Regions from separate parts of the Homo sapiens genome. Here region 2 is linked to region 1. A link is a contact called in ENCODE Hi-C or POLR2A ChIA-PET data. All regions are on one chromosome and are shown on one strand. Each heading gives the region's core, a stretch centred on a gene start or an enhancer-like site at or near the end of the contact. The rest is flanking DNA. Distances are from core to core; before and after follow the strand shown.

Region 1 (4,562 bases), core at 1,327-3,826:
AGCTCCTCTTCACTGCTGGAAACACTCATGTAGCGATAATTGAAGCTGGCCCTTACCTGGGGGCTGTGCCTCTGGACACTGAACTGGGGGTTGCCTGCGAAATGGTCACAATGTCTTCATCCCCTCCGTCCTCATAAAAGCTCGCTAGCGCGATCTGAAACAGAGAGGTAGTACCTTGGGACCCTTAAACAGGCCTTCACCTAACGCACATCTCCTTTGAGCACAAAGGAATACAGACATGGCCAACACTTACAAGGTAGCTTGCATCCATGGGCCAAAGAAAATTAGACCAGAAGGTTAACAGCTCAGCTGTTAGTCTTCGTGTCAACTGAAACAAATTCCACCCACTAAGGTGAAAAGAAGGCAGTAAGAATGGCTGGGGTGGAAGACACTCTTTATTCTCATTTTATGAAGAAACGTGATCTAGTAAAAGTAGCACACATTTAGTGAGCATTTACATGCCAGGTTGTTCTGAGCATTCTACATACGTTAATTTGTTTAATCCTCAAGAACTCTATGCTATTAGTACTCTTATCATCTCATTTTATAGTTGATACAGAAGCACTGAGGATTAAAAAAAAATTTGTTCAAGTTTACACAACTGGTAAAGAGAGGAGCCAGGTTCCATCCCTGCTAGTGTGCTTAGGCCCTCACTCTTAAGCGCTTCCAGTACAGCCCGGAGTCAGGAACTGTGGAGTCAGTCCAGGTTGCTACTTTTCCTTTCTTTCAAGTTGTTTCCTAATCTGTGAAATGGGGGTACCTGTCTCACCAACCTGCACACTGGATGAGATAATCCATTAAGATTTATGCATACTCGCATCTTAGGTTTACACATACAGAAGGAATATGGGAATCCTTTGGTCATTTGTGACATCTCTGTCACCAACTCAACGGACAGGCATTCACTAATCACTTGCTTTGCACAAACACAAGAAAGCATTGAGGTCACAGAGATGAAATAGACATGGCCTCTGTCCTCAGGGTCACCAACTTCACAGGAGACAGTGAGCTGTCAAGGGATAAAAGTAATCTGCTGGGAGGCAGTGTGCTGTCTCAGGCCATGTAGTGAACTGGCATTCTCAGGGAGCCTACATTCAAGTCCTGTTCCTGCCAGGCAAGTCACATGCATGATCCTCAGTTTCCCCACTACAATGTGAGGGGAACGAGACAGAAGATCTGTTGGTCACAACACTGTGTGCTTTTAGGTCTTTCAGGTAGAAACTTTTTATTTCTGCCCAGCATAGGGGCTTCCCATTGTGTCTAGGTGTGATCTAGGTGTGATGCTTTACCGAATTCTTATGTTTGGGGAGTAATTTACGTTTGGCAGCAGACTCAGTTCAAATTCCAACCCCGCTACTTACTGGCTATGTGACCCTGAGCAAATTCTTTGCCCTCTGTGCTTCCAATTCCTCATCCATAAAATGGGTCTAGTCTTTACCTCATAGTGTTGCTAGGATCCAACGAATCATATTATGTAAAGTGCTTGGCACATGGTGGTTTAAAGCTTGGGCTCTGTCTGCTTGCAATCAGACAGAACTGGGTTCCACTTCTACCTCTTCTGCCTGGTAGCTAGTGAGGCCTTGAGCAAGTTACTTAACCTCTTTAATCTCAGCTGCAAAATGCGAAGGTTAAATGACAAAAGACATGTAAAGCAGTCAGAACAGCGCTTGGCTCATGGTAGGTACTCAATAAATATTAGTCATCACCGTCATCATCTACCTAAGACGAAGCTGGCCAAGAATATTTATGCAATTCTTTCTACAGTTAATTACCGAATGCTTATTATGTGCCAGGCATTGTTCCAGGCACTGGGAATTCATCAGTGTACAAAAATCCCTGCCTCGTGAAGCTTAAGTCTTCTTAGCAAGTATTTAGTGAATACTCAGTACGTGCCAATGAACTACACAGCAATTTCCACGAGACTCCCATTTTACAGATAAGTTAACTACGCAAGGTGAAGAAGCTCCAACCTTGCGCCACCACCCCAGAGGTATTCTCCCAGCAATTAGGAAGGCTGGGCGGCGGTCAACTCCCGGGCTGGACTTCGGAAGTGGAAATGAGCGGCCACCTAGTCCCGAGTGGGGCTTCACCCAAGAGCTGCTCACTCGGACCAGCCCGGCCTCCAGCAGATACTCGGCGCGGCAGCCACGCCCCCAGGCGCTCCCTCTCCTCGCCGGCTGCCGCAGCGCCCGAAGTCTCGCTGACGCCGCAAGCGGGCGAGGCAGGGTGAAACTGGCACGGCAGAACTGGCTGGGGCTGGCCCGCGTTCCCCCACTCCCAAGCCGAGCAGGCGACGCGTGACAAGCGGTCCCGGGACCATGAGGCCTGGGTCGGGCCGCGGTAGAGCGGGGATGACTGTGCGCTTCGGCCGCCGCGGGCTTAAGGCACCAGGCGCCCGCTCCCAGCAGTCCCCGGCCCACCCGACACAGCCCGCCGCGCGGCGCTACCTGCAAGTCCCAGCCGGCCGACTCGAGAAAGAAGCGGGCCCGGTCCTCCTCGGCGCCCGTCACCGCCACGAACTCCCTCAGCGCCTCCTGTCGCTCCGCCGCCATCTTCGCCCCGTGCGCCTTCCAAAGCGCTCCGGCGGCCGCCGCACAGGCCCAGCCCCGCTGCCGCGTTCCGCTTGCCGGTCGACGAGGCCCAGCCGATGAGGGCCCAGCAGCTGGGAGCCCGCCCGCAGCCCCGCCCCACGCGGTGCCTCACGCAAAGCCCTCCGTGCGGGAAGCCCCGCCGCTCCGCGCCCTCTGGCGACCGCGGCGCGAACCGCAGCCTAACGGCGGGGGTGGGAGCCCGAAGGATGAGAGGCGGGGCGGGTCTTACATACACCTGTGGGCTGAAGGCTCCCTGCAGGAGTCAGATTCCCAGTTATTCATTGACGCAGCCCTCATTTCATTAATTGTGCATTCGTTCATTCACTTACTTGTCAAGCATTTACTGAGAGCTATCAATGGCCCGACGTTTTTCTAGGGCTGTGGATATGGCAGGGAGCAAAACAAAGTCCCTGCTCCCATGCTTCTTACATTCTAGGGGTAAAAATTCAGACCTTGAACAGGCTAGGCCTCCGCTCACAACACGTCCATGCCTCGTTATCTCGCCCCGCATAAAAGACAGTCTCATGGCCTGCCTGCAGGACCCATGAGAGATGGGCCAGTTCCTCCCTCTCATCAAGGGATCCGCTAGCTTCCTCTGCTCCAGGCGCCTTGCCCTCCTTGCTGTTCCTGGAACTTGCCAGTTATCTTGCATTTGCCTCAGGGCCGTTGCATTAGCTGCTTCTGTGCCTGGAGCACCTTTCCCTTACCGATGGGCAAGGCGCTCTCCCCGCTTTCTTTGGGCCTCTGCTCCAAGGCCACTTTCTTAGGCACAATCCTGTCTTCTGGGTCCTCAGCTTCTTTGCCCTCTTGCCTCTCCAAAGAGGAACTTACTTGTTCAGCTTACTTGTTCTTTGTTCTCTATTTTCAAAGCCTAACTTCCTTGTTCTTTGTACCTCCTTACCCCTAGTTACGGTAAACAACCTTCCCGCGGGTCCTAATCTATAACTCACATCTGTTCCCTTGGATACCCTCGCTACAATTGCCATTCCCGCGGAAACTCTTCTTCCTGCCGAAACCGCTTGCCCTACCACTGTAGCCCACATTTCTGCTCCATTTGAACTAGCCAATCGGGATTAGCTTAGATTGCGCAGTCCAGCCCCAGCCAATGGGAACAGGACACAGAAGCAGCGACTAACCGCATTAGGGATAAAAACCCCTTCTCTCTTTTGTTCGGTGTGCTTTCCTGAAGACCAGATGTGTGAGTGGCACCCTTCTGCAGAAGTAAATTGGCTTTGCTGAAAAATCTTTTATTTCAGTGCTGGTTTTCCTTGAGACTTCGAGCTTTAATTTCCAACACCACCGTGGGACACTCTTCCCTTCCTCTTCCTCTGTCGGCCCCTGCTCATTCTTCAGCTCTCAGTTCAGGTGTCCCTTTCTCAAGGAGACCTTGAGAAGGTGCCCAGGCTTAGTCAAAACCCCTCTTAATCAGGTTATGAACAGCACAAAGTCCAGTCTTCCCTCAATTGACACAATAGTTGCTTTCCTGGAAAATTCGGTGTCTTATTAACACTGTGCAAGAAATCCTTTAAGTTTATATGACAAACGAGTTAGGGCTTGGGTTAGGTTATTAGGAGCATGGTTGCAGCCACAATAGGCCCTGGCAGGAGGCATGGGAGGAGGGTCCTTTCTTTGTGGTGTGAGACTCTCCTTTCTATTGCAAGGCCACCCAGGACCAGCCCCGGTCCCTAGGACTTACCCCTTTCATCATTGTGTCAACTCGAAATGCACCCCAACTTTCCAGGAAGTCCAAGAAGCTAGAGGCTCACTCTGGACCTCACGATTGGCAACCAGTAAGGTCTTTCTACCCTGGAAACTGACAACGACTAACCCCAGCTTAAAGATCTGCAGGCGATCAGCTCCTCAAGGTCCAGTTCCCTGGCTGGTATTGGAGTCATTGAAACTCATTGTCACCCCCCCTCTTCATTTTTGTGCCATCAGGGAAAGCTCTTTGTTCGGCCAGAGGGTCCCTGA
Region 2 (4,330 bases), core at 978-3,477, 340 kb after region 1:
GAATCTGGGCTGGCTTGTGACATGTTTGCACCAACAGAATGTAATGGATGTAAATTCACACCAGTTATACAGTCTCAGGAGGCACTGCATGTTATCAGATGTTGACGGACACATAGCCTGAACACCCCTCTAACCCTAGCTGATAGCCAGTCAACTACCAGACATGTGATTTAGACCATCCTAAATAAACCAGCCCCAGCTGACCCACCCTTTCTGATCCCAGACACAAGGAGCAAATGCAAAGTTAGCTGAGCTTGGCCCAGATCAGCAGTGCTACCCAGCTGACCCACATGAGCAATACCAAAAGCTTTCTATTTAAAGCCACTGAATTTCGGAGTGGTTTGTTATACCGCAATAGCTATGTGCCTCACTGGCACCTAGGCATAACAATGCATGTAGGTGCTTATTTGTTGTAACACACTGTGATTACAGAAGATTAGAAGCAGCCTCAAGGCTCATCAATAGAACACTGATCAAATAATTACAGGAGAGCCAAACAATGGAATATTATGCAGCTGTTCAAAAGAACGAGGCAGCCCTATGTGAATCAACATGGAACAAACTCCATGATGCATTTTTAAGCGAAGCAGCAAGAGGCAGAAGAGTATACAGAGCAAGCTACTATTGATCCTGTAAAATACTTGCATTTGCATGGACTGTCTCCGGGTGGGTACACAGAAACATGTAACAATGGCTGTCTCTAGGAAGGGGAACTGGGTGCCTGGGGAACAAGAGTGGAAGCGAGACTTCCTTTTCACGCTATCCTCTTTTTTATCTTTTGAATCGTGTAAATGTGTTATCCATTCAAAAATAAATAAAACCAGAATGTAAAAACTCCTATGCCTTTCAAATGCAGAGAGCCTTATTATTCTCTTTCCAAGACTCCCAAGATCCACCGGGACCAAAAAACAGCAGTCAGGGAACAATTCCGATTTTCCCTCCTCTCTCCCCCACAGCCCCCACCCGCGCAGAGCGAAGCTGGCTTCTCCGGTAAACCCCTGCTTGTGAGTTGCGCCCAGGCGACACTACCTCGCCTGCCACCGGAGGGCAGCGCGAGGCTTCCTTCCCGGGGAGGAACTGCGGCGAGACGGTGGTCGGCCCTGAATAGCAAGCTGGCTCCTAGATCAAAGGCTCTGGCATTCCGTTTTTGCGTGCATGTTTGTTTGTTTTCTTTCTTTCTTCTTCCTCTTCTTTATTTTTTTAAAGGTCTCGACCCAAGAACCCCATTCCAGGCAGTAGGTTCGCCAGCCATTGCTTGTGCGTCTTCGCGGAGAGAGAGGGGGGAGATGCCCCGGCGCTCCTTACCCGGCTGGATAAGACCCTTTGGGGAACTTGCTGCTTCGCAAGTCTTACTTGTGAGGACCCGGAGGGTTTGCCTTTGACCCCGCCTGTGACCTTAAGAAAACCCCTTTCTACCCTGCGCCTGTCCCACAGCTGGAAGTGATAATTTTAAGAATGAATTAAGCACTCGGTGTGTGACACTGCGGCACTAAGCACTTTCTGGACTGTGTTAGGCCCCATTTTACAGACGGGGAAGCTGAGGCCTCCAGAGGCGGAGTAACCTGCTCATGGTTACAAAGCTGGTCAGCGGCGGGCAGGATTTGAATCCAGGGTTCCCGGTTCCTAATCCTCTGCTTTTACCACTTAATTTATCCTGCCTCCAAGGGCTGCTGGGAAAAAGGCGGATTTCAAAGGAGAAGCAGCTAAGGAAAAGCTCTGGAAAGGGCCAACGGAGCGGATATTCCCGGAGCCCCTCTGCGAGCCACGCGCCCCTCTGGGAAGCCCGCTTCCCCCTGCAGACAGGCGCTGTGACACGCTTGCGCCCCGGTCGAACAGGCGAAGAGGCCGAGGCCCAGAGCGGCGCAGGGCGAGCCTGGAGGCTGCGCCCCAGACCTGGACCAGCCACGGACGCCGCTCCCGCCGCTCCCTCCGCTCCGCTGCGCTCCGCACGCTGGCGCCGGCTCCCCGAGGCCCCGGGCGCCCCGGCCGCACGCCTGGGTAAAAGGTCCCGAGGAGTCCGCAGAAGCGCGCCCACGCCCGAGACGGCCGTTTCCGCCGGCCTGGGAAAGGGGCGGAGAAGGGGGTCGCCCGGGCCGCAGCGTGCCGGTCCCCGCCGGCCGAGCCGTGTTTGGGGCCAGTCCCCGCACCCCGCTTCTTCCCCACCTGGGGAGCGGGGCGCCGCGGTAGGGGCACTGGAGCGCACGATGCACCCCGCCAACGAGTCCTTTCTGCAGACGGGGTTCCTGTTTTCATGCAAATGCCTTTGTTAGCGCACCGGGAACCAGGGGGACGGAACTGCAGCTGACGCGGGCTGCGCGCCGCTTTTCCGCCTTCGCTTGATTCGGCCTCAACGACTTAAACGCGCCGGGAACAAAAACGCCGGCGCCGCGGAAACCCTCAGGAGCGGCACGAGAAGCGCGGCTCCGCTGGGGTCCGCGAGAAGCGGTGCGGGCGGCCGGGCTGGTGCCTGCAGGCCCTCTCACCGCATCACCAAGGGCAAGGAACCTCCAACTGTCCCTCAGTTTCTCTACCTGCACTGGGATGTCCTACATAAGGAGTCAGCTCAGTGCCCGCATCTTGCTGTAATTATTTTGTCCAAGCACTGTGGGAGGCAGCGTTGAGGAGGCTGTTGTGGGGAGTTTGCCTGTCAGAGAGAAGAGGGAAATAAACAAGAAACATACAGACAAAATAATTTCAAATAGCAACAAGTGTTAATATCGTAGCAAACACCAATGCAGCGCTTATGCCAGGCTCTGCTCTATGCTATATGCACATTAGGTCATGTAATCCTCACTCCCTTGTACAGATAGGAAAATGCTGGTTGAATAATCTATTGAAGGGAAATAGGAAGTTGAACAATATGTGGAGAAACAGGTTGCACGATAGGTGGAGAAACAACAGGTTGCACGATATGTGGGGAACCAGGTTGAACAATAGCCTCAAGTGCGCAGTAGGTAGGCTCGGCACTTGAGAATATTGGGCCCAGCCTGGGTTTCGACCCAGCCAGTCCAGCCCCAAGTGGAAGCTTTTGCACACTCCATTACACCAGTTTTGGCTGTACTAGGAAGGATGTAAAGTGGTGACACGCCCAAGAGAGAGCTGGGGCTAGACAGGAGCTGCTCCTAAAAGGATGTCAATGGACGTCTCTGTGCAAGAGAGTAAGCTGAGGCCTGCACAGTGAGAGGAACTAGCCATGCAAAGAGCTGGGCGTGTCCAGCAGAGAAAACAGCAAGGGCAAAGGCCTTGAGGTGGGAGAGTAGATGTGGGGTTTCATGAACATAAGGATGGAACTCAGTGAGCAGTAGTAAGGAGACTGGAGATGGTCAGCAGCTGGGGGTAGCAGGCTTTGCAGGTCTCGGCAAGGAGCTGGACTTTTATTCTAGGTGTGATGGGAAGTTGTGTTGTTATGGCCACTGAAGGAGTTGCGTGGATGGAGTTGGACCAGAGGGTGGGTGCCCTTCCTGCCTTGCCAGCCTTAGGTTCAAGGAGGAAGTTGATTGCTTAGGCCTTAAGCTTGCCCCTCCTCATCTGACCTCCTGGCTTCTAGGACATTCCTGAGGACGTACACCAAGTCTCCAACATTACCTGATGTCAGATCAGGTAAGCCCTCATCTTATAGATAGGGCTAAGACTGAGGCCCTGACTTCAGGGATGTGTCTTCACCTTTGAGTAGGAGAAGCAGGGGTGGTATCTGCTTCATCTACTCATGTACCTGCAGCACCTAGCACAGGCTGACCAGCCCATCCTTGGACCCAGGCAAGCGGGGCTCTGCCCTGGCCAGCCTCCAGCTGCGTACATCCCCACAGGCTAGAGAGTCTGCAGTGCCAAGGGGATATACCCATCCAAGTCTTTGCTCCTTGTCTAGAATACTACAGATTCCTAGGATTCCTGAGCTCCCTACCTAAAAGTCCCAAGCCTGCTGCCAGGCCTCTTCCTGGTCTATTGTCTGGAGGCAGAACACTAAGCCCAGGGTGTAGCCAAGGGGCACTGCAGAGGATAGGGTGTGGATGGAGATTGGACCTGCAGCCTGGGATGTCTACACACATGCAGGTGAGGTGTGCACGGTACAGGATGGAGCTGGGGATGAGAAGGGAAGGTGGCAGTTTATAGGCTGGGAAATGAGCGACCAGGGAATGGGGCTGGCTCTCCCCAGCACCGCCACATTTCAGTGCGAGTATCTAAGAAATCCAAATCAATCCTGGCCTTTCAGGCTGCTGAGAAGTTATACTTACTGAGGAGAAGGATAGAACATTTAAGAGAAGGTATTGGTCTGATTTATAATTTTTAAATATTTAGATTTAAGGGTGAGTGGACACCAGCCTCCACCAAT

What was found. A loop is a pair of places that touch in the nucleus more often than their neighbours do. ChIA-PET counts read pairs that join two places held with the same protein, here RNA polymerase II (POLR2A). Pooled maps may share reads with other maps.
Region 2: a map of ascending aorta shows a loop between it and region 1 (2.8-fold over the local background). The contact joins the enhancer-like site here to the promoter of NSFL1C in region 1. A Hi-C loop is called at or near these places in 1 of 168 maps with a recorded cell type or tissue (ascending aorta) and 4 of 50 pooled maps. POLR2A ChIA-PET finds 5 or more read pairs at or near these places in 1 of 52 experiments (H1).

What each region holds. Positions count from the first base shown.
Region 1 is chr20:1,464,273-1,468,834 of GRCh38, forward strand. NSFL1C (NSFL1 cofactor) reads right to left here and starts at 2,577. Exons shown (of 9, transcript NM_016143.5): 1 at 2,448-2,577; 2 at 57-154. The coding sequence starts at 2,552. RefSeq lists an enhancer at 1,806-2,307 and a silencer at 2,602-2,871.
Region 2 is chr20:1,801,449-1,805,778 of GRCh38, forward strand. No RefSeq gene overlaps it. Among named protein-coding and RNA genes, the nearest start is that of SIRPA, 92 kb to the right of the region's middle. RefSeq lists a silencer at 1,924-2,173. Within about 2 kb of position 2,228, at least 26 of the 41 ENCODE cell types and tissues checked have a DNase peak (open chromatin) inside an H3K27ac peak, as active enhancers do; they include ascending aorta, where a contact is called at or near this core.